Regions from separate parts of the Homo sapiens genome. Here region 2 is linked to region 1. Evidence: chromatin loops called from intact Hi-C (ENCODE). Cell type or tissue: heart right ventricle. All regions are shown on one strand. Each heading gives the region's core, and the rest is flanking DNA. Links, peaks and the distances in the headings are about the cores only.

What was found. Peaks named below come from ENCODE experiments on the same cell type or tissue, not always from the same donor. Only the 100,000 strongest peaks of a DNase experiment are listed, where the experiment ranks them.
Region 2: a loop joins it to region 1, with 2.1 times the contacts of the local background. A loop is called at or near these places in 21 of 110 quality-filtered maps.

What each region holds. Positions count from the first base shown.
Region 1 is chr19:40,273,450-40,284,585 of GRCh38, forward strand. All of the region lies in intron 1 of AKT2 (AKT serine/threonine kinase 2), which reads right to left. MIR641 (microRNA 641) reads right to left here and starts at 9,192; the gene lies at 9,094-9,192. RefSeq lists enhancers at 1,120-1,199, 1,710-1,779, 1,800-1,859, 7,090-7,139, 7,180-7,299 and 1 more. In heart right ventricle, for the core only: a CTCF peak has its summit at 5,980; a DNase peak (open chromatin) is centred at 5,942; H3K4me3 peaks cover 1,769 bases; H3K27ac peaks cover 5,237 bases.
Region 2 is chr19:40,226,663-40,237,798 of GRCh38, forward strand. It overlaps AKT2 (AKT serine/threonine kinase 2), which reads right to left. Exons shown (of 14, transcript NM_001626.6): 10 at 9,595-9,723; 11 at 9,228-9,442; 12 at 8,601-8,688; 13 at 8,383-8,485; 14 at 3,655-7,289. The coding sequence ends at 7,210. CCNP (cyclin P) reads right to left here and starts at 27. Exons shown (of 5, transcript NM_024877.4): 1 at 1-27. RefSeq lists an enhancer at 1-414. In heart right ventricle, for the core only: no CTCF peak of the experiment used is centred there; no DNase peak of the experiment used is centred there; H3K27ac peaks cover 1,129 bases.

The DNA of each region.
Region 1 (11,136 bases), core at 1,065-9,064:
TGGTGAGAAGGTGGCACTGAAGAAACTTTTTTTTTTTTTTCCTGAAAAGGTCTGGGTACTTCAAAAAAAAAAAAGAGAGAGACTTTTTGTTTCTTTTTTCTTTTAAACACACTCCCTACACTCGCCCCATCTGTCTGCTTGGAGCAGGTGGGGCTGGAGGCAGGTTGAAGCCGTGGGCAGGCTGCAAAAGAAACGGGGACAAGAATAAGCACAGAGCAGATTCCTTCTCCTCCCTGCCACCCCACACACACACCTTCCCCCTCACGCCACCCAGGGCCTTACAGCACCCACAGAAATCATGTCAAATATTCTAGTCTGCTTGGCCACGGGCTCCATACACTCTGAGGGCTCCATGCTGCAACCAGCGGGATCCTCCACGCAGTTCTGACCCTGTCCCTCCCCTGCTCAGGACCTCTCCCTAGTGCCCATGGATCACGTCCAAGGCCCCTATGGAGGCTGCCAGGGGCCATCTGCCTTGGCCCCGCCTGCTCTCCAGCCTCACTGGTCTGCTCGCTCCAACACACAATCTCCCCTTCTCCTGGCCCCATGAAGACTCCCTGCTCTCACACCCCAAGACCTTTGCACATGCTGTACCCCTTGCCTGGCACTCTGTTCACCCATCTTCTTCACGGAGGCCTTCCCTGACCACCCCTCTCCCACGAGCAGCGGACTCTCAGAGCTCAGCCTTCCCTTCCCCTCACAGCACTTGCCTCTGTCACCTGCATGACTATGTGGGTAATGTCGCCTCTCCCACTGGACTGTGGGTTCCACAAGGCAGGGATACAGTCTGTCCTAGCCCCCACTGTGTCCCCAGCTCCACTCAGCACAGGGATGGGCCCATAACTTTCATTACTTCAGGGGGGAGTGGTGAACAGAACCACAGCATTTGTGCCAAGTGAAGGTAAAACAAAAAATCCTGCATTCATTCATTCCACAAATATCACAACAACTCTGCATCATCACTGCTCGGGTCACCAGGGATTCAGCAGTGACCAAAACAGAACTCCCTGCCATTGGGGAGTTGGGGGAATGAGGGAACAGGCAGCAAAATAAAAAATAAATACATACGCAAATTAGACAGGATAGCCAAAGCTAACAAATGCCATGGAGAAAAGGAGCACACGGAAGATTCAGTGCAGGGAAAGGGAGCAGGGGTTTCCGACTATACACAGGATGGTGACAGAAGGGCGCACTGAGGCAGCGCAGTCTGAGCAAAACCGGAAGCAGGTGAGAGAGCCGGGGGAGACCTGGGGAGGAACGCTGCAGGCAGGGGAGGAGCAGGGCTGAGGCGCGTTCGAGGCGCCTACAGGAGTGGGTGAAGGGGAGGGCCGGGAGATGTAGCTAGAGGAAGCTGGGGACCGCTGGGCAGGGCCTTGGGGGCCACTGTCAGCATTGTGGCTCTTATTTGGAGTGAGAGGGGAACTATCCGCCTGAGGCGAGCTGGGGAGTGGGGGAGGGGCAGCAGGTGGAACCCCTTGCACCCAGGGCAGGGCAGGAGTCCTTAGGGAGGCAGCCCTTCCTCTCCAGGAGCTGTCCCCAGAATAAGCCCTGGGCACTGGCCTGATGGGCTCACCACCTGCCTCACTTGAGAACCATGAGGACCTGCATGCAGCAGATGTGAAAACCGAGGATGGGAGAGATTCGGTGAATACCCACAGCGAGAGACAGCAGGGACACAGCCAAGGAGCCCGGACCCCTCTCCTCCGAGCCCTGAGCTGCCTCCACCTCCTTCTGCCTTTGCTCCCAAGAGACAGGGCCACCTCCCATCTTGTGTCGCCTCCTCCCACACCCCGGCCAGCCCTTCCTTACCGCCCCTGATGTGCACGCATGCACGGGAGCCCTCCAGTTGGACTGCATGGGGAATCCCTGACCCACGTCGCTCTGCATCGCCACCACCTCCCTGGGAGCTCCAGGGCAGGGCCCAGTGGCAAAAGGAGAAACCAGTGGGTCTGCATCAAGGCTAATACTCAGTGAGCACTCACAAAGCACCAGGCATGGATTAATGTTCATCTTCACAGCCAGCCTGTGTTACTATCCCCGTTCCTCACATGGGAAAACTGAGGCCCAGGGAGAGAGCCACATGCACACAGTCACAGCGAGTAGGTGCAGGAGAGGGACCGCAACCAGAGCAGAACTAGCCCACAGACCTTTCCATAACGACAGAAATGTGGTTACTAAATGTTTGAATGATGGCTAGTGCAACTAAAGAACTGACTTTTTACTTTTCTTTAATTGTAATTAATTAAAACTTAAAAAGCCATATGTGAGTCCGGGCACGATGACTCACGCCTGTAATCCCAGCACTTTGGGAGGCTGGGGGGGGGGGGGGTGGGCGGGGGGCGATCACAAGGTCAGGAGTTCAAGACCAGCCTGGCCAAGATGGTGAAACCCTGTCTCTACTAAAAATACAAAAATTAGCCAGGCGTGGTGGTAGGCGCCTGTAATCCCAGCTACTCGGGAGGCTGAGGCAGAGAATCGCTTGAACCCGGGAGGCGGCGGTTGTAGTGAGACAAGATCACACCACTGCACTCCAGCCTGGGTGACAGAGCAAGACTCCGTCTCAAAAAAAAAAAAAAAAGTCCATACATGGCTAGTAGCTACCATTCTGGAGTGCAATTCTATAGAATTCCTGCTAATTAAGCACCGGGAGCTTAAAGGCAGGAGGCAGGGATGTGACTCTCACAGGCCCAAGAGGAGCCAGATCATCCCAGTGCGGCTGGAAGCTCCCATGCTATACCCCATCTCTCCCGCACCCCAACGCAGCTTACCTGGGGAATTGGAGCAGGACTCAGGCCCAAACTCACACCTCTAGTCAACTCAAATCCTGACTCTACCACTTCCAGGCTACACAGGTCACTTCTCTGAACCTCAGCTTCCGCATCTGTAAAATGGAATCTTTTTTTTTTTTTTTTTTTTTTTTTTTTTTTTTTTTTTTGAGACAGAGTCTCACTCTGTCGCCAGGCTGGAGTGCAGTAGTGCGATCTTGGCTCACTGCAACCTCTGCTTCCCAGGTTCAAGCAATTCTCCTGTCTCAACCTCCCGAATAGCTAGGATTATAGGCACCCACCACCACACCTGGCTAATTTTTGTATTTTTAGTACAGACAGGGTTTCACCATCTTGGCCAGGCTGGTACTGAACTCCTGACCTCGTGATCCACCCTCCTCGGCCTCCCAAAGTGCTGGGATTACAGGTGTGAACCACCGTGCCCAGCCTGTAGAATGGAATCTTAACACCAATCTGCCCAAGCACATGTTTATGTTATCTCAAAAGATAATTTTTGCAGGCCAGGTGCAGTGATTCACGCCTGTAATCCCAGCACTTTGGGAGGCTGAGGGATGTGGATCACTGGAGCCCAAAAGTTCAAGATCAGCCTGAGCAAAATAGGGAGACTCCCATCTCTACTGAAAATTGTTTTAAAAAAATTAGCCAGGTATGATGGTGCATGCCTGTAGTCCCAGCTACTCAGAAGGCTGAGGTGGGAGGACCACTTGAGCCAGTGAGGTCAAGGCTGCAATCAGCCATGATGGTGCCACTGCATTCCAGCCTGGGTGACAGAGCCAGACCCTGTCTCAAAAAAATAATGAAAAATTTAAAAAGATGATTTTTCTGATAACCATGGGTTGTCCTGGGGACCCAATGAGATGGCTTCACACACAGCTGGGGACAGGGCCAGTGCTTGAAAAATAGGTGGCAATTACATAAAGGACTCTGACATCAGGGGCCGTCCTGAGCCTGTCAGAGCCATGCAGTGGCAGCTAATGTTACTGCTGTCACTACTTGGTTCTAAAGGAATCATCCCAATAATTTCCAACATGCCCCTACTAACTTTTTGAAAATATCATCTAAATGAAAACACACAGCTAAAAAGAGTCAATGCCCTGCAGACACCTCCTCCCACCCGCCAAGGCCTTCGGACACCAGTTTGAGAAGCTGGGCTCTAGGGCGCCCTGTCTCCAAAGCAGAATATGGTCTGCTTTCTCCATCCCTGGCTGCCACCTGAATCCAGCCAGCTCTCTCCCACACAGGTCCCTCCCCACCCACCTGTGTCCCTTCTCTTTGGGGATAAAGCCCTGGATCCCCATCATAGCCCAGGCCCTGAGCCCTGCCACCCTGCTCTCTCCCCCTCACCCACTCCCCCGGCTCCAGCTACATGGGCCTGCTGTTCCACCAGCACATCCAGATATCGCCTTCCTTGCGGCCTTTACCTGGCTGCACCCCGTCCAGCCCACTTCCTCGGGCTCTCACATCACAGGGGCTCCTCAGCAGCCTTCCCAAGCCCCTCTCCCACCCAGTCCAGCTAGATCTCTGTTCCCTCCTTCAGCCACACCAAGCACTCACAGGCCAATGCAACCTCTCTGCCACCTCCGATCGCATCCAGAACTACACGTGGCACATAGAAGTGATTCAATCAATATTTGGAGACAGATGGAACACACAAATGACCAAGAACAGCCAAAGGCTGGCTCCTGAGGCTGTTCAGCAATCAGGCCCCTAGGGCAGTGGGGAGGGGGTGCCTCCCATCCTCATCTCTTCCCCCTGGGCCCCCCTTGGGAGGGGCCAAGGTCATGGTATTGGGGGTGGAGAGAAGCAGCCACACCCCACATCCCAAGCAGGCATGGAATGGAGTCATTTCTGGATTACTGAGGCCTACTTTGTGCCAGCTCTGTCTAGGAGAAGAGAAAGCAGAAAAGAAATCATGATGACAACAGTGACAACTCCAGTCATAGCAGGCAGGGCAAGAAGATGAGGCTGTCTTCAAAAGGCAGCTTCGCCGACAGAGCAGGGTTCAACCATCATGCCTATTACTGACTTCCAGCAAATCCAATAACCTCTCTATGCCCGTTTCCTCCCCTGTACAACGGGGACGATCGGGACAGCGAGCTGCCAGGCTGTGGTGAGGATGAGTGAGAGCAGACACCTTAAGCTCTGCAGCAGTGCCCAGCACTGAGAGGCGAACTACTCACGAGAATGACCCCAATATTCTATGTGGCTTCCTGGGCCTCAGTTTCCTATCTACGAGATGGGAGTGCTAACACTGCCCACCTCCCAGGCTGCTGTGCAGGTTTGTAGAGCTAATATGCAGCGTCTGGTTGGGCAGGAGTACAGTGGTGGGAGTGATTCACATTCCTGTCTGGAGCCCTCCCATCAGCTAACAGGCCCTACCACTCTCTCCCAAGGACCAACAACGAGCCTGTGCCCACTGCCCTGCAGAGCCCCTTCTGTGCTCTCAGGTGCCCTCAGTCCTGTCTGGCAATCACCAGGAGTAGCATCAGCCCAAATTCATCCCGCCGCCTCCTCAGGAGGCCTGTGCTTTCCAACGCAGCAGCTCCGTGCATCCTCCCCACCGCCCCACTCAGCAGGAAGGTTCCCGTTTACAGCTGAGCAAAATGCACCTTAGGGAGAAGAAATAAGGCCCCAGAGCTCCACAGCCACCGAGAGGGGTGCCAAGAGCAGGGTTCTCACCCACGTCAGCTACCCCCGGGACCAGGTCACTCAGCAGCCCCAGCTGGGTAAGTGTACACCAAAAACCCACCAGACCATGAAGAACTTGAAGCCAGGCTGGAGAAGAGAACCGGGGAGCGGCAACTGCCCCAGCCCATTCGGAAAGGGCCCACAAAGTGGCAAACCGAGGAAGACTTGGGTTTCTGGCCTCACCCTTAGAAACAACATCTGCGAACGAGCTTCTCCAGCAGGACGGCTGGGCTGAAGAAACTCCTGCTGGGACCTCTGACATGCAGTCTCCTCTTGGCCGACCCGGCTTGCTGTCCCTCGCTCGGCACAGTCAGAGCACCTGGGCCCTGCTGTGGGTGCCGAGTTGGCAGTGGGTCCTGCCCCAAGGGGGCCAGGCTGAGCTCCCACCCAGCGCCCCTCCCACACTCACTCCCTCCCTCCTGGTCCTGCTCCCAGGCTGTCTCCCCCAGCTGGGCCTCTCGCTGCTTGGCTGGCTGTCCAGAAGAGCCTGCCATGGAACCACCCCACCGTGCGGCCCGGAGGCCTGTGGTTGAGGGCCTTCCGCTGAGAGCTCTGGGAAGCTGAAGAGAGGCCCGGGGAGGGGTGACCCTGGGTCCTCCAGGGGCTTGGAGCTCAAGTCTGAAAGACACTCCTTTCCATCCCAACCCATCCCGGGGGCCTTCTGGAGACCCTAGTGGTTTGTTCTGAGGGGTTCTGCTCCTTCTAGGAAGATACCCTGGAACACACCTCAAAAAAAAAAAAAAAAGCCAGAGCGCCTGCTCCCGCACCAAGCCTTAGGGGTGAGCCCATGGGTGGGATCAGAAGTCACACTCACCAGGGGCTACTGAGCTGTGGTGGGGGAATCTCTGGAAGCCCAGATTCATAGCCTGTCCCCAACACTTCCTGGTTGGGGGACTCAGCACAAGCTACAGAGGCTCTCCAGGCTTCAGTTCTCACCACTTGTAAAGCGGGAATCAGAGAAGATTCCTCCTGGGTCTAATGGGTCTTCACCCAGATCCTCCCATGGCTCCCTCACAGCACTCCAGTCCCTACCCACACGTCACCTCCTCAGGGAGGTCCTCCCTGATCACCCAGCTATAGTGGAGAAACATGCCCACACTCTCAACCTGGCCCTCATTTATTTTGCCTTCGTAATATCAACCACACCTGAGCCCAACCAGAGACCTGGGTGCTGGGCGCCAGTCACAAGCCCTGGTCTTTCCAATTCCAGAGGAGCACTGGGAATGGCGCAGGCCTACAGGCCCACGGCAGCGTGGACGCAGGGTCAGCGGGTGCTGTCTGTATCAGGTGTGACTGCTGCCCTGCGTTGCTATTCAGTATTAGTCCGGCTGGTTGGGTTGGGGAGGAATGGGCAGAGAAATCAGCCCAATGAGCCTCCCCTCCTCTTTCCCTAAAAGTAACAGCCACGGGCTCTGGAGAACACGGTGTGAAAACCACAGGAGGGAGGCAACCCTCAGGCCTTTGCTGGCTGTAAGGCAGTGATGCTACTGGAGGGGAAGTGGGAGGCCTGTGAAACGCCCTGCTCCGCTCAGTCAAATCTACCCACGCCCCCAGGCAGGAGCCTGTGACCGGCTCCTGGGTCACCTGCTAACACCCTGAATCTGACCAGGCTGTTCCTGCTGAAATTCCAAACTCCTTCACAGACAGTCCACAAGGCTCCCAGTGAAAGGGCCCTGCCTGCCCCGCAGCCCCAGGACTCATCTCCTCCCTGCTCCCTCGCTCTGCCAAGCCACACAGGCCTCCGTGAGGCTTGTCCCTGCACCTCACCAAGCTCTGTCCTCCCTTCAGACCTTTGCACTGTGGTTCCCTCCACCTGGAGGGCTGTTCCTTCTCCTCCCATCCCACATGACTGCCTCACCTTGCCAAACTGGGATCAGCTCAGAGGCCCTCCCCACAGCCGCATGCATCTAAAGAAGTGCCCAGTCTGTCACCTGATTTGAATTCGCTGCCTAGCTCCTCCCCCTCTAACCGGCTCCTTGCTTATTAACCTGTTTCGGGTTGGTCTTGCTTAGCCCCACAAGGATAGGGACTTTGGCAAGTACACTGCTGTATTCCCAGTACTGATGCAACGCTGGCACATACGAGGTGTTCAGTAAATGGTGGCGGATGAGTGAAACCTTTTCCTCGGCTCCACAATACCCTTAGGATCCATCCTCACCTCTCACCCAGGCCCACAGGCCAGTGCAGCACAGCCCCTGCCAACCCCTGCAGGCACTTCTGCTGCTCCCCCTGCCCAGGCCCAGCCTTCCTGCCACTCCCAGAGCTGTGAGCTGTGGTGGGCTGGGAACCAGGGGCAGTGGCATGCACCTACGGTCCCAGCTACTCAGGAGACTGAGGCAGGAGGATCACTTGAGCCCAGGAGTTCAAGACTAGCCTGAGCAACATAGCGAGACTCCCGTTTCCACAAAAAATTTAAAAATTAGCTAGGCATGGTGGCATGCACCTGTAGTCCCAGCTACTCAAGAGGATGAGGTGGAAGGATCACTAAAGCCTAGGAGGTCAAGCCTGCAGTGAGCTGTGATCACACCACTGCACTCCAGCCTGGGTGACAGAGGGAGGCCCTGTCTCAAAAGAAAAAAAAAAACAAGCACAGAGCCTGACCTCTGAAAAGACTCCAGTGTGTCTACCTTGGAGGCGCTCAGGGCTGCAAAGCCACTGCGTGGAAGAGGAGTGGGCCCGGGAGCTGCCCTTGTCAGTTCTGACTTGATTGCATGTCTCCCCCGACCTCTGTTTCTGCATCTGTAAAACTGAGATGCTAATTTCAGCCCTGATCTCCTCCTAGTGCTCTCTGACACGGTTCTGTGAACTGGCAAAGGCCTTCAAAGTCCCGGCAGAAATACTAAGAATTACAATTGCTAAGACAGACCAACAGCTCACCATGTGTCGGGCACTGTTCTTAGTGAGGAGACATTTCCGGTAGGCTTATTGTATGCCAGAACAGTTATGAATGCTTCCCACAAATTAATCCACTCAGCCTTCACAATAATCCTATCAGGTGGGAATTATCATCATCCCCATGGCACCGATGATGAAATGAGCTCACAAGGGTTGGGGAGCCTGCTCAAGGTCACACAGCCATGGAGTGGCACGGCTGGATTTGAACCCTGTGCTCTCACTCGCTTCCATACACCTCTTTACAGAGGCTGGAAACCAGAACATTGAAGTTCTGGATCCTAGCTGGGCCAGGCTGGGGAGCTGGATCCCGGAATGCTCGAGGGGACCAAAAGTAGGGGGTGGGGGAGGCTGGATGCCTCCGTTCCATAACATAATCATGACTGCCAACCAAGACTTACACAGTACCAGGCACCATTCTAGGAGCTTCTCGTGGATTAATTCATTTAATCCTCACAACAGCCCAAGGTGGACGTCCTTCTGAGACCACTGTATGGGAGTGAACAGTGTGGTCCAAGGTCGCAGAGCTAGAACCGACTTCACCGTCCTGCTGCTAGCTAACGCAGGTCCCTGGTAGCTGTGTCACCCCCTGCATGGCTCTCTTGCTGTCTTCTTCTCCCAGCACACACCTGCCCAGGGTTAAAGGATGCCTTGCCTCCACTCTGAGGAGGGACCAAGAAATGCTGGACTGGCTGTAGGCAGAGATGCTCAGGGCAGCCTGAGGCTCAGGGGTAAGAGGAAGGAAAGACATAGGACAGTCACCTCTATAGGTAGAGGACAGAGGACAGAGGTGACTCTATCCTATGTCTTTCCTTCCTTTCACCCAGCCTGGAACCTGGTGAGCAAGGAATGCATGGCACTAGGGGCTCAGTGACCTGGGTTCAAATCCTACCCTGGCACCCATAGGGTCTGATAAGATGCGGTGGAAGGCAATTCTTCCTCTGAACTTCAATTTCGGACTCTGCAAAAAAGGACACAAATACCATATAAAGCCCAAAGCACAGGGCTGGGCAGAGTATATGCTCACAGACAAAAGCCACTCCTCCAGTTTCTCCTTGACAAGACGATCTGAGGCCAAGGTTGGCCAAGGGCTCACATCACACCTCTCCCACTTCAGCTATGAGACCTCTGGGAAATCTTTGCACTTCACAGTGAGTGAAATGATTCCTCATCTGTAAAATGGTATCACACTTCTAACTAGCTCGTAGCTCTCCATAAAATAGGCCTAACCACAGGTATGTTTTGAGACTTAAGTGAGATCACATGTACAAAAGCCCTGTCACACGCCTGGCATGGGGTGAATGCTATAAACACTGGGCATCCACTAGCTCTGGAAATGATCTGCCTCTCTGAGATGCTGTTTTCTCATCTAAAAGGGAGAGCATAACAACAGCGCCTACCGCTCTAGAATTCAAGTATTCAGCAAGTTTATCTATATGAAGCATTCCAAACAGTGTGTGGCCCACAGAATGCACTCAGTTACTGTCAGCCATCAATTTCATGATTACTGTTTTCACTGCCACTGTTAGCCCCATCAGGCAAACCCTCTAAAAGCTGGCAGGAGAGGACCAGAGGAACAAACCCCTAGTGGAGAAAGATTCTACAGAGTCGCCGCTGCCTCACAGACTGTGGGACCTTTCTCTCCAGGAACCACGAGCCACGGAAGCCAGTCAGCTTGGAAGTCACTGCTGCGGACTAGGGGCAACCATCTGCCCCCTCTGACCACATCACCAGCCCAGGTCTGCTGGGTCAATCAGGGACTGCAGCCAGTCCTCTGGGAACTCCAGACCCAGAGCAAAGGCTACAGGGCAAGCCAAGGTCATGATCTGGCCTAGGGAGCAGGGACACTGGCCACAGACCTCTGGGGCTGGCTGCTCCCAGCACCAGCCCACAGACCACAATAAGACACCAGATCCATGGGGGATCTGACTGTCCCAAGCCCTTCAGAGCAGCCTTCCTCCCTGGGCCAGGCTGGGCCAGGGGCACCCCCACTCCAAGTCCCCTTGGCCTATGCAAAGAGGAACAGCTGGGAAAACAGCTCCCGGCCTCACTGCAAGGCCAACTGTTACTGCCTTGGTGGGGAGTGTAAACATGATGTGTGACCGAGCTGGTAACTGGGAGACACAAACAGCTTCGTGGCCAGCGACAGAGGAGCATGTAGTGGTCTGCGTTGGTTCCTGGACCCTTCACATCCACTGCCAACCAAGTTCAGCCCACGAGTGAACTCCTGCTGCTTCTCTGGGAAGGTAGGAGTGGATGAAGTTGAAAAGCAGCCCATTGGAGGCTCTAGTTACTCCAGCCCAGGCGTCTTGCTGAGCCCCAAGAGGTCTCCAAATGAGAGGAAGAGGTCCTCACAATCCCAAGATCAAGATGCCCCCAGAGAGCTTCCCTGGGGGGAAGAGGTGTTCCCCCAAACACTCCTTCCTCCCAAGTTTTAACAAGCGGGTGCAGGGGCACGGCTCCTCAAATCCAAGCCCAATCCCTCTTCCTCTTCAGAATGTTAAGGCTCAGACAACTTCAGTGACTTCTAACACAGCTTTCCTCCCTCCCCTATGGAAGGAAAGAACTGTTACTGCCTGGTAAATAATCTGAGAGGGTAATGGAATCCAGAGCAGCACCTCCATGGTCCAAAGCACCCCAGTAACCATGACGTTCCCTCCAGAGTCGTTAAGAAGTTCAATAAAGGCTGAGATCAGTGTAAACCCCCAACGCCACACACGTCAAATACAGGAAACAGAAACCCCTCCTCACCAATCGGCATCACAGTCCT
Region 2 (11,136 bases), core at 1,484-9,483, 46 kb before region 1:
CGAGGCCAAGCACCGACCCTTGCAGCTAGGGGAAGAGACGCGCGGCGGGCGCTTTAAAGGCCCCTGGGCGCGTGCGCACTGAGCCCGCCTCGCCCGGGCAGGTGCACAAAGGTGAGTGCCCCGCAGGCTGGCTCTGTCCTCTCGAAGCCCTCTAAGGTCGGACAGCTGGAGACAGATCCTCATCCTGCTGCCCGGAAGCAGCCCCTCTGGGCCTCGCTTTCCTGACCATAAAGTCGGGATGATTTCAAAATGTAGAATCAGGGTTTGCACCGTCAGAGGATGGATGTACAAACATAGATCGGAGGTTAGAATGACCCTTGTGGTGTCGGTGTCGCAATGGAATTGGAGATAAAATTGTGTGAACACATGGTTGTTTACATAGAAGTTAAGTGTTGTGTGGCCGGGTGTGGTGGCTCACTCCTGTAATCCCAGCACTTTGGGAGGCCGAGGCGGGCGGATCACGAGGTCAGGAGATGGAGACCATCCTGGCTAACACTGTGAAACCCCATCTCCACTAAAAATACAAAAAGTTAGCTGGGCGTGGTGCCGGGAGCCTGTAGTCCCAGCTACTCAGGAGGCTGAGGCAGGAGAATGGCATGAACCCTGGAGGCGGAACTTGCAGTGAGCGAGATTGGGCCACTGTACTCCAGCTTGGGCGACAGAGCGAGACTCCGTCTCAAAAAAAAAAAAATTTTTTTTAAAAAGTGGTGTGTATGCAAACATGTATTTCCTAGCTTAATCCACTGGGAGAGCTTAAGAGCAGCGACACCCCAATAGTGAGAAGCACCCCTAACATCCAAACCCTGGCCGCCACATCCCATTCTCCACTAAAAGGAACCAGGGCTACCTGGAGAAATGGCTGATCCCAGGGTCATACAAGAGAAGGTACAAGATCTGGAATATTTTTGTGTGGCAGAAAGTGTCCCAACAGCAGGGCAAGTCACATAGATGCAGAAGTCACTAGCTAAATCTAGAAAATGTGAGCATCAAGATGATAGTCATAGATCACAAACCACTGAATAAAATTAAAATACAAGTTTATTCTGATATAACTCAGGCAGTGGGAAAGAAAAGCTCTTCTAATCTTTAGAAAGTGAACTAATAAATGTGTTTTGTTTTCAGACAGGGTCTCGCTCTGTCACCCAGGCTGGAGTGCAGTGGTGTGAACACGGCTCACTGCAGCCTCAACCTCCTAGGCTCAAGTGATCCTCCCATCTCAGCCTCCCAAGTAGCTAGGACTACAGGTGTGCGCCATCATGCTTGGCTAATTTTTAAATTTTTCTGTAGAGACTGGGGTATCACTTTGTTGCCTAGGCTGGTTTTGAACTCCTGGGTTCAAGGAATCCTCCCACCTTGGCTTCCCAAAGTGCTAGGATTACAGGTGTGGGCCGCCATGACTGGCCGAACTAATAATGTAGAAGGTTGGAAAATCCTATTTGGCAACCACCACAGCATCGTTTCATGCAAGAAATATCAATAGATGTTCAAACTAGTGGGTGAACATCTGATAGGAATCGGGATATCTACAAAATGTCTCTACACAAGATGTTTATTAACTGTGTAAACCAAAAGGTATCTGAGATAGGTGTCAATCAATTTAGAAAGCTTATTTTGCCAAAGTTAAGGGTGTGCGTGTGACACGGCCTCAGGAGGTATTCGGGGCACAGCTTGGTTTTATACGTTTTATGGAGACATGAGACGTCCTCAATATGTGTAAGCTGTACATTGGTTCGGTCCGGAAAGGCAAGACAACTCGAAGCAGGGGAGGGGGCTTCCAGGTCATAGACAGGAGACAAACGGCTGCATTCTTTTGAGTTTGATTAGCCTTTTACTGAATGCACAATTTACAGGAAGAGCCATCCATGCCTAGTCTGGGTCAAACAATAGGACGGAGGAAGCCATCAGATATGCATTGGTCTCATGTGAGCACAGGGATGACTTTGAACTCTGCCTGTCTTCTGTCCACAAGGAATTTCCTTGCGGGCAAATGGAGAGACGTAAGTAGCTTTAAAAAAAAATATATATATATATATATATCTTTTAGGCCAGGCGCAGTGGCTCACGCCTGTAATCCCAGCACTTTGGGAAGGTGAGGCAGGCAGATCACTTGAGGTAAGTTCGAGACCAGCCTGGCCAACATAGTGAAACCCTGTCTCTACTAAAAATACAAAAATTAGCTGGGTGTGGTGGTGGGTGCCTGTAATCTCAGCTACTGGTGAGGCTGAGACAGGAGAATCACTTGAACCCTGGAGGCAGAGGTTGCAGAGAGCCAATATCGCACCATGGCACTCCAGCCTGGGCGATAGAGTGAGACTCCGTCTTAAAAAAAAGAGAAAAAAAAAAAGTGAGGCAACCAACCCTGGTTGAGGGAAAATAACTGCAAAATAACTGCCCTGTGAGTTTCACACCTGCCAACTGAATGCAACATGTGAGCCTGGTCATTAGCTAGGAATTTTTAACATACAAGGACATTAAGCGTGACCATTAGCGAACACTATAAAATCTGTACAGAAGAGCAGTTTCAATGTTAGCTTCCTGACCTTGGTAACTGGAGAGCAGTTATGTAGCAGAATGTTCTTTAGGACAGGTATACAATGTGGAGCGGGAGGTGGAGGGGTGAATTTAACATTCTGATCCCATTTTTGTCCGTTTTAAGTAAAATGCTATGACGAACCTGGCGAAGGGTATATTTTGTAATTCTTCTACATAACTTTTTTGAATAGATTGACAGTTCCCACCTACCCCACACCCAATTTCCCCAATGAACATCTCATATTAGTGTGCCCCATTTGTCACAATCCGTTAGACCAATATTCATCTATTAAGTCCATGCTTTATTCAAGCCTTCCTTTTTCCCTACGTTCTTTTTCTATTTCAGGAAACATTACATTTAGTCACCATGACTCTTTTGGTTGATCTTGGATGTGTCACTTTCTCAGAATTTTCTGATTAACCACCTTGGCAGACAAATCCCTCAACTGAGATCTGTCTGATGTCTGCTTCCTCTCAGTGAGGTGGTGTGTGTCTGCAAGAGGAGGATCAGAGGGAAAGTGCCATTCTATCACATTAAAGGGACACTGTGAAGGTGATTCATCAGCAGTGTTTGCCTCGATTGGCTGGATGATGTAGTGTTTGCCAGGGACCTTCACTGAAAAGTTACTTTTCCCCCTCTCCACACTGCACTCTTTGGAGGAGTCACTGCAGCCCACGCCTAAGAAGTGGGGGTTCCATAGCCCTCCTTGAAGGCTGTCTACAGAAATTACTTATGATTTTGTGTAGATTTGCATATTCTCCCCATTTTGCCACTTAGCAATAGACTTATTTCACATTTTAGGTGAAAACCCAATATTATGCTATTTATTTTGTTGTTCAAATTCTTTTCAGCTTTGGCCACTGGAAGCTTTCTGTTGGCTCCTGTGTCCCTGTGACTTAAGCATATCAGTGCGTGCTTTCAGGCACTGCAAGATGCCCCAGGCTCATCTTGTACATTTCCTGCCCCAGGCCTGGAATAATCTTAGTACAGCACTATTTTTGAAAGTTTTCTGCAAGTCTGCAATTATTTCAAAATTTAAAGTATCTGAATGGCTACACTTTTTTGGAAAGGTACTGGACATTAAAATCCTGGGATGTAGACAAACAAAAGCACCAGCACAGTACAGATGGATAGCTAGTTTATTACAGGACTGCTGGTAGCACCAAACGAAACCAAGTCAATTCCTGTTAACGGGGCAGCTGAAGCGGTTGAGGGGTCTACCCCATGGAACCCCAGGAAGCAGCTGGAAAGCCTGAGTTCCCCCCATGCAGCAGCTAAAAGGGAATCGCACTGCCGCCCCCGACTCCACACAACCATCAGTGCACGAGGGCAGCCCCCAGAGGCTTCACATTAACTGGAAAAGATTACACAAAAAGAGCAGGAAACTACCAATTTATGATGCCGTGTCCATTTGCAGAGAGGTAATCAGCACCAAAATGAGTACTCAAGGCCCTGCGACCTCGGGTGAATTTCCTTTCTTATACTCCTGCTTTGCTGTCTTTTTTAATAGCATGTATCATGTTTTTTTTTTTTTTATTTTTAGAGACACAGTCTCATTGTCCCAGGCTGCAGTGCAGTGCCGCAATCATAGCTCACTGCAGCCTCAAACTCCTGGGCTCAAGTGATCTTCCCACCTCACCTCAGCCTTCCAAGTTAGCTGGGATTGCAGGCATGCACCACCATGCCCAGCTAATTTTTGTATTTTTTGTAGAGATGAAGGTCTCCCTATGATGCCCAGGCTGGTCTCGAACCCCTGGCCTCAAGAGACCCGCCCGCCTCGGCCTCCCAAATTGCTGGGATTACAGGCATGAGCCACTGTGCCCAGTCACTGTTCTTTATATACAAAAAAGAATGTGTGAAATTTTTAAAATGTACATTGCAAAAGACGATTATTCTACTCAAAATTTATTTGGTAAGATTTTATTAAGACTCTAAGTTCAAACACCCTTCTTGGGAAAAGCTCTACAGGATAACCACACATGCTCAACTACGGGGCCAGCTGCTGCAGCTGTGGGACCCCATCCTGTGGAAGAGGAGAGAGGCACTAAAAAGATGAGGTAGCCAGGCCTGTGCCCACACTACGAGACCTGCATCACCATGGTGTGAGGAGCAGCAACGTGGGTCAACTCGGGGCTGGGACGAGATGGAAGAGTAAAAGGCCTTTCTTCATAGGCCTGCCTATTTTATGACCACCAGGGTAGACTTTTGTAATTAAATTAAGGTCCACATGACTTTAGAAAGACAAACTAAAAAACCCCAACCAAACGAGTCCTAGCTGTAGCTAACTCTGATTTCTGTAAATTGGATCTGACTTTTTCTGCTTACATTCACTTAAAATCTCAAAGACTCAATGGGTGTGAAGTGCTAACACCTTGCGGCAAAATCTCAAATTCATCTGTGCCAGGCCCTCTGCACAGCAGGGCTCAGCAGGGCAGGCCAGGGCTCTGGTCCCTGGTCCCTTGCTGGGGGAGGTGTTCCATCCGGCCAGCGCCCGGCCATGCAGCCACGTGACTCAAGCACGGGAAGTGCAGGGGCCCAGACACATCCAGGCTAAAGGGCAGTGACTAGGGGAGGGCTGACCCCAAGCTGAACAGGGTTCTAACCAAACGCTCAGGAGCTCCCAGGTGACAGCAACCACGCCACCATGAACACACCACTGGGTCTGTACTGGAATTTGGGGGCCTCAAGGCTTCCAGGTGGCAGCATAAACAGGGAGGTGGGGCAGGATAGGAATGCCCCCCTCTGAGGCTCGGCAGCCGGGTGGAATGAACCACTCCCTCTCATTCAGTGACAGCACAGGCACCCTCCTCATTCTGGGCTACCCAGATCTTCCAGCCCTGTCCCTCCACCCCACCTCTCTTAGCCTAAGCAGCACTGAGGGCCTGGAGTGGTCTCTGTCCACCCCACCCCCACATGCGGGGAGCCTTCCCATACCCCTCAGCCCCACAGCACCAGCTCCACCCACCCTCTCCAGCCTGAGCTCCTGCACACACCCCAGCTGCCCTCACCCTGAGCTCAGTGCCCTCCTTGCTGAAGGGAACGGCTAGTACAGGAGGAGCTGGGGCCCAGGGGTCTGACTCCATCACCAAGGCAAAGCCCAGAGTGGTTGGGCTGGCGTGAGTGCAGGCTGGGCCCTGGTCTGAAATGAGTGTCTTTATTGCTTGTACCGTACAAATATGAAGACGAGGAGAAAGGCCAGTAGGGACGGAGAACTGTCAGATAACAACATCGCACACAGAGGAAAAAGACCCTCACCCACCCGAACCAACCCCACCCCTCCCCACCCTGCCATGAACTGTGTAGTACAGGAGATGGGATAGGGAGAGCAAACCCACAAAAGCTAAACTCCAAACACCCAGAGGTGTTGCTACAGGGAGGGGAGGCGTGGGCAGGGCAGCTCATGGATCACAGTGGGGCTCCTCCCACTAGGTCAGCACCCCTCCCCCACAGGATGAAATGCTCGGGCCAGGGATGGGGCCCAAGCCCACACACCATGCACACTGGAGGACACGCTGCCCTCACACAAACACACATGCACACACACCCACGTGTGCCTGCGTCCCGCCGACACACGCAGTCCGAGGCACGCACAGGAGTCCCACAGCACTGACATGGACGTGCACTCATGTTCAACCTTAAGGCTGCAGAACGTGGGGCCCTGGGGAGAGGGAGGGGTGAGGGGGGCCTAGGAGCCTCCCTTTTCAGAGGCCCCCCACCCCAATAGGTACCAGAGATGCCCACCCCCACCCCTCCCTGACCAAGTCCATGGGGCCCAATACTGTCCGGTGTAAGATTGTAACAGCCAAGGCTGGTGGCCCTCCACCCCCGCAGAGGAGAGGGTGAGCCCAGCCCATAGCCCCCAGTGGGGCCAGGCCAGGCCCAGGGTCCAGCGGGAGGTAAGGCCAGCTGGAAGGAAGCCCTAGTAAGGCACGGGGCTGGGAGGCAGGCAGGTTTGGCCCCAAATGTTCCTCCTGCCTCATCCATAGGGTGAGGACAGTTTGGTGGGGAGGAGGCCGGACCAGGAGGCGGCACCCAGCCCGGCCACTCCTGGTTCCCCATGGTACAGATCCTAGGATCTGACTCCATTCACCAGGGAGCAGCCCTAACCCCCAGCCCTGCAGCTCCCAAGGGCCCCTGCCTGCCCCTGGACATTATTGCTTTTCTGCCCCCATAGGGGGACAGCGGGTGGGGGATTGGACCGCCCCGTGCCTGGCCACTCCGAGCCTAGGCCACGGGGCCTGGAAGGCAGCACCACTGTCTGCCGGGTGTCGCGTCCCACCAGAAGGCAGCCTTCGTCCAGATGCAGCAGCGCGGAGGCAGACACCAGCACGACACCCAGGCCAGAAACTCAGGCAGGCCCCAGGCGCCATGCTTCACCCCTCACTGGGGCTTGTGTGGATTAAAACCTGAATCTCCAACCGCCCAACAGCCCAGGCCTGGGCGGGAGGTGGAGTCTTCCAAATGCGAGTCTGGGCACAAAGGTGAGGCTGGAGGCTGGAGGCAGGGGCTGCAGGGGCCGCTGGGGTGCGTCTGGGAGGGGCCTGAAGAAGAACTGGAAAGGGGGTGAGGAGGTGGGGGTGGGGACACAAACCAAAAAGGCTAAGTAAAAAGTTAGGGGGAAAAAACCACCCAGCGGTGATGGCAGCGAGCGTGCGTCCTCTGCGTGGGCAGACTGCTCACTCGCGGATGCTGGCCGAGTAGGAGAACTGGGGGAAGTGGGTCCGCTGGTCCAGCTCCAGTAAGCCCAGGCTGTCATCTGTGGGCGGCAGAGGTGGATGGGGAGGACCAGTCAGGAGAGGGCCTGGGACACCTGCCCAGACTCCCTGGGGAAACGGCCCCAGCTGGCGGGGGCTGCCCACAGGACAGGACAGGAAAGGCCCATCCCTCCGCAATGGAGGCCCTCAGCCACGGACCCACTCCCCAAACCTGAGCCCCGGGCGGCCTCCTCTGGGAGTTTCCTGTGCCCTTGCCCATGCGCCCCACAGCTGGCAGGGCCTTCTGAGCCTCCCACCTTCTCTCTGCCCCACACACCACCATGCCAGAGTCCAGCCCAGAGCCCTGTCCTGGCCTGCCTCTCGCACCCTCCCATCCATTCTCCACGGGCAGCCAGGGGGGCTTTCTAAAGGCCTGCTTTAACCCTGTCCCTCTCTGTATGAAACCCTTCCATGGCTGGCTCCCGCCATGCAAGCAGTCCCCACCCCTCCCAGTGGCCCCCAGACCCTTGCACTCCAGCCCCATGCCCTCTCTTCTCACCACCATCTCCCTGGCTGCTGCCGGTCCTTAGCTATGCCATGCTTCTCCCATTGCTGGCATCCCACACGTCATTCCTCCGGCCAGCTGACACGTTTGCTTCCTCCTCTAGAAAGCCCTCCCTAACTGCAGGCCAGGTCGGATATTTCCTCTGGGATTCCCCAGTCCCTGGCCTCCCACGCCCTAGCCCTGACCACTCCAGGCCGCCCACCCTACCTGGGCTGGGAGCTTTCCAGGGCAGGGCCCAGGGCTGGCTCAATCAGTGCTGTGTCCCCAGCATAGCCCAGCCCTGGGCTGAGTTCAGAGTAAGAACCCAAACAGCTGTAAAGCAGTGAACCCAGCCAGGCTCAGGGACCGGGCTGCCTCCTGCCCTGAGCCCCCCGACTGAGCTCCAGAACGTGCTGCAGTCAATGGCTCCTGGTGGCCTCACCAGGTCCAAAGAGGACCAACAGCAAAAGGGCCTGAGAGCAGACTTGGGGAAATCTCCCAGACATGAAGCGGGGGCCTTCGAGGGCCCTCCTTGAGAAGTGAGTTAAGAGCAGATCCCATCCCTCCACCCCTGGGGCAGGCACACCAGCGCGGGGGCCCCAGGCACTCACAGCGGTCAGGGGGTGTGATTGTGATGGACTGGGCGGTAAATTCATCATCGAAGTACCTTGTGTCGACCTCGGACGTGACCTGAGGTTTGAAGGGTGGCAGGAGCTACGGAGGAGAGGAGCTCAGGCTCAGGGACCCTGAGGCCAGGAGGCCTCAACCAAGGTCACCACGAGTGGGCCAGGTCCCTGAGGGTCCTGCTGGGGCAAGCAGTGGGGCTCACCTTCTTCTGGACCACGTCCTGCCAGTTGATGCTGAGGAAGAACCTGTGCTCCATGACCTCCTTGGCATCGCTGGGCCCCCCACCAAGCCTGTGCAGAGACGGCCGTCAGCACCTGCCTCCCGGAGCAGCTGGGTTCGGGCAGACGGGCTTTCGGAGCAGGCAGGCCCTGTATGGCCCTTAATGATTCTGTCTTGACCACAAACCACTTCACAGAGGAGGAAACCGAGGCTCAGGGAGGGAGCTCACGTGCCCAGGGTCAGAGCCAGGGAGTCAGCAACCCGGACCCACGTGTCCTCACTGCCTGGCCTTACCCTGAGTCCAGAAAGGGAGTTAGTAGGGCAGGCTCCGTTCCTATCCTGGCTCTGCCACATATGGTTTGGTGGCCCCAGCCAGGCCCAGGGGATGCCCTGTTCCTCAGTGTCCCCATAAAATAAGGCAGTGTCAAGGATGGGCCTGCCCTGGGGGAAGCACTCCCTAAGTGCCACTGTGGACGTTTTCAGGGGCTGTGTGGGGACGACACACTGCGACCCTACAAGCGAGCACCCTTGTGGACGCTGCCCCCTCCAGGCCGCAGGGACAGTGGCAGCAGCTGGCGCTGGGCTGGGTGGGGCCGACGCCAGCCCTCACCTCTGCTTGGGGTCCTTCTTAAGCAGCCCAGCAAGCAGGGACTTGGCCTCGGGGCTGAGCGTGCGCGGGAAGCGGATCTCTTCCATGAGGATGAGCTCGAAGAGGCGCTCGTGGTCCTGGTTGTAGAAGGGCAGGCGGCCGCACATCATCTCGTACATGACCACACCCAGCCCCCACCAGTCCACGGCCCGGCCATAGTCATTGTCCTCCAGCACCTGAGGATGGAGGAGAAATGAGGGCTGGGCCCGTGGCCCTGAGGCTGGCATCACAGTCCTGCCCTCAGGGCATCTGGGCTGGAAACACACAGGTCTGGGGGATCCCCCTACCCTTGGCCTCACACGTTCCTACCCCCACCAACCCCAGACACCTCAGGCGCCAGGTACTCCGGGGTCCCACAGAAGGTTTTCATGGTGGCCCCGTCACTGATGCCCTCTTTGCAGAGGCCAAAGTCAGTGATCTTGATGTGGCCATCTTTGTCCAGCATGAGGTTTTCCAGCTGTTGGAAAAGTCAACGGATCTCAGGTGCATGCTCCCAAGGCTTCCTGCCACCCCAGCCTTTCCTTCCAGGGAAAGATGCCCGGGGCTCCTGGACATCAACCCTCCCATGCCAGGCTGGGCCCAGCACACACAGCCTCACCCTCTGAGGCTCAGAGAGAGGCCAGATCCAACCCTCCTCACCCTCTGGCCCACCCCCATGGTACCTGGGAACAGCTGGGCAGGGAGAGCCGAGAGCCAGGCCCTGTCCACCCACCGTCCCCATTGTGAACTGTGGTTCTTATTTCGAACGTGGGGGCACTAGCTTTCTTCTATTCTTTTTTTCTAGACTTTCTGTCCTTTAATTATGAAATATGCAGCCAGGCAAAGTGGCTCACACCTGTAATCCCAGCAATTTGGGGGACTTAGGTGGCAGGATTGCTTGAACCCATGAGTTTGAGACCAGCCTGGGCAACACAGCGAGACCCCATCTCCATATTTCTTAATATGAAAAAAAAAATTAGCCAGGCATGGTGGCACACACCTATAGTCCCAGCTACTTGCGAGGCTGAGGTGGCATCTCCCCCTGGAAGGCCCTGTGTGCCCCTCCCGGTTACTGACCATCCCCCACAAGAATTAACCTCTACTTCCCATCTGTACCACTGCACACAGACACACCTGTGAACTGTGGACTCACCTCCTCTGTGCGGCTTTCCCTCGACATTAGCCTATGAGACGCGTCCACACTGTCGTGTGTAGCTGTAGCTCATTCCTAACTGCTGTGTGGCGTCCCACTGTGAGAACACTCCACAGTGGATCTGACTGTTCCTCTCACAGTGGATACTTGGGTTGTTCCAGTTGGGGCTAGAGTAAGTCCTGCTGCTGAGTGAGGGGGACACTTTCTAAGGTGAGTGTGTGTCCCCACTTCTCCTGTGCACACAGCTAGGGCAGATGACTGGTGCTCAGCTTTGGTGGACACTGCCAAACTATCTTCTAAAATTGGCCGGGCGCGGGGGCTCATGCCTGTAATCCAAGCACTTTGGGAGGCTGAGGTGGGTGGATCACAAGGTCAGGAGTTTGAGACCAGCCTGGCCAATATGATGAAACCCCGTCTCTACTAAAAATACAAAAATTAGCTGGGCATGGTGGCGGGCACCTGTAATCCCACCTATTCGGGAGGCTGAGGCAGGACAATCGCTTGAACCCGGGAGGCAGAGGTTGCAGCGAGCCGAGATCACACCACTGCACTCAACAGAGTAAGACTCCTCAAAAATAAATAAATAAATAAATACAAATAAAGTAGGTATTGTGGCAGTTGACACTCCGCTAGTGGCCTAGGAGCGCTCATGGGAGGCTTGGGAAGGTCCCTACTTGGGGCAACTTGCCACAGAGCCACCACCCTGGACCTTGGTGGGGAGCCTGGTGAATGAGGGCA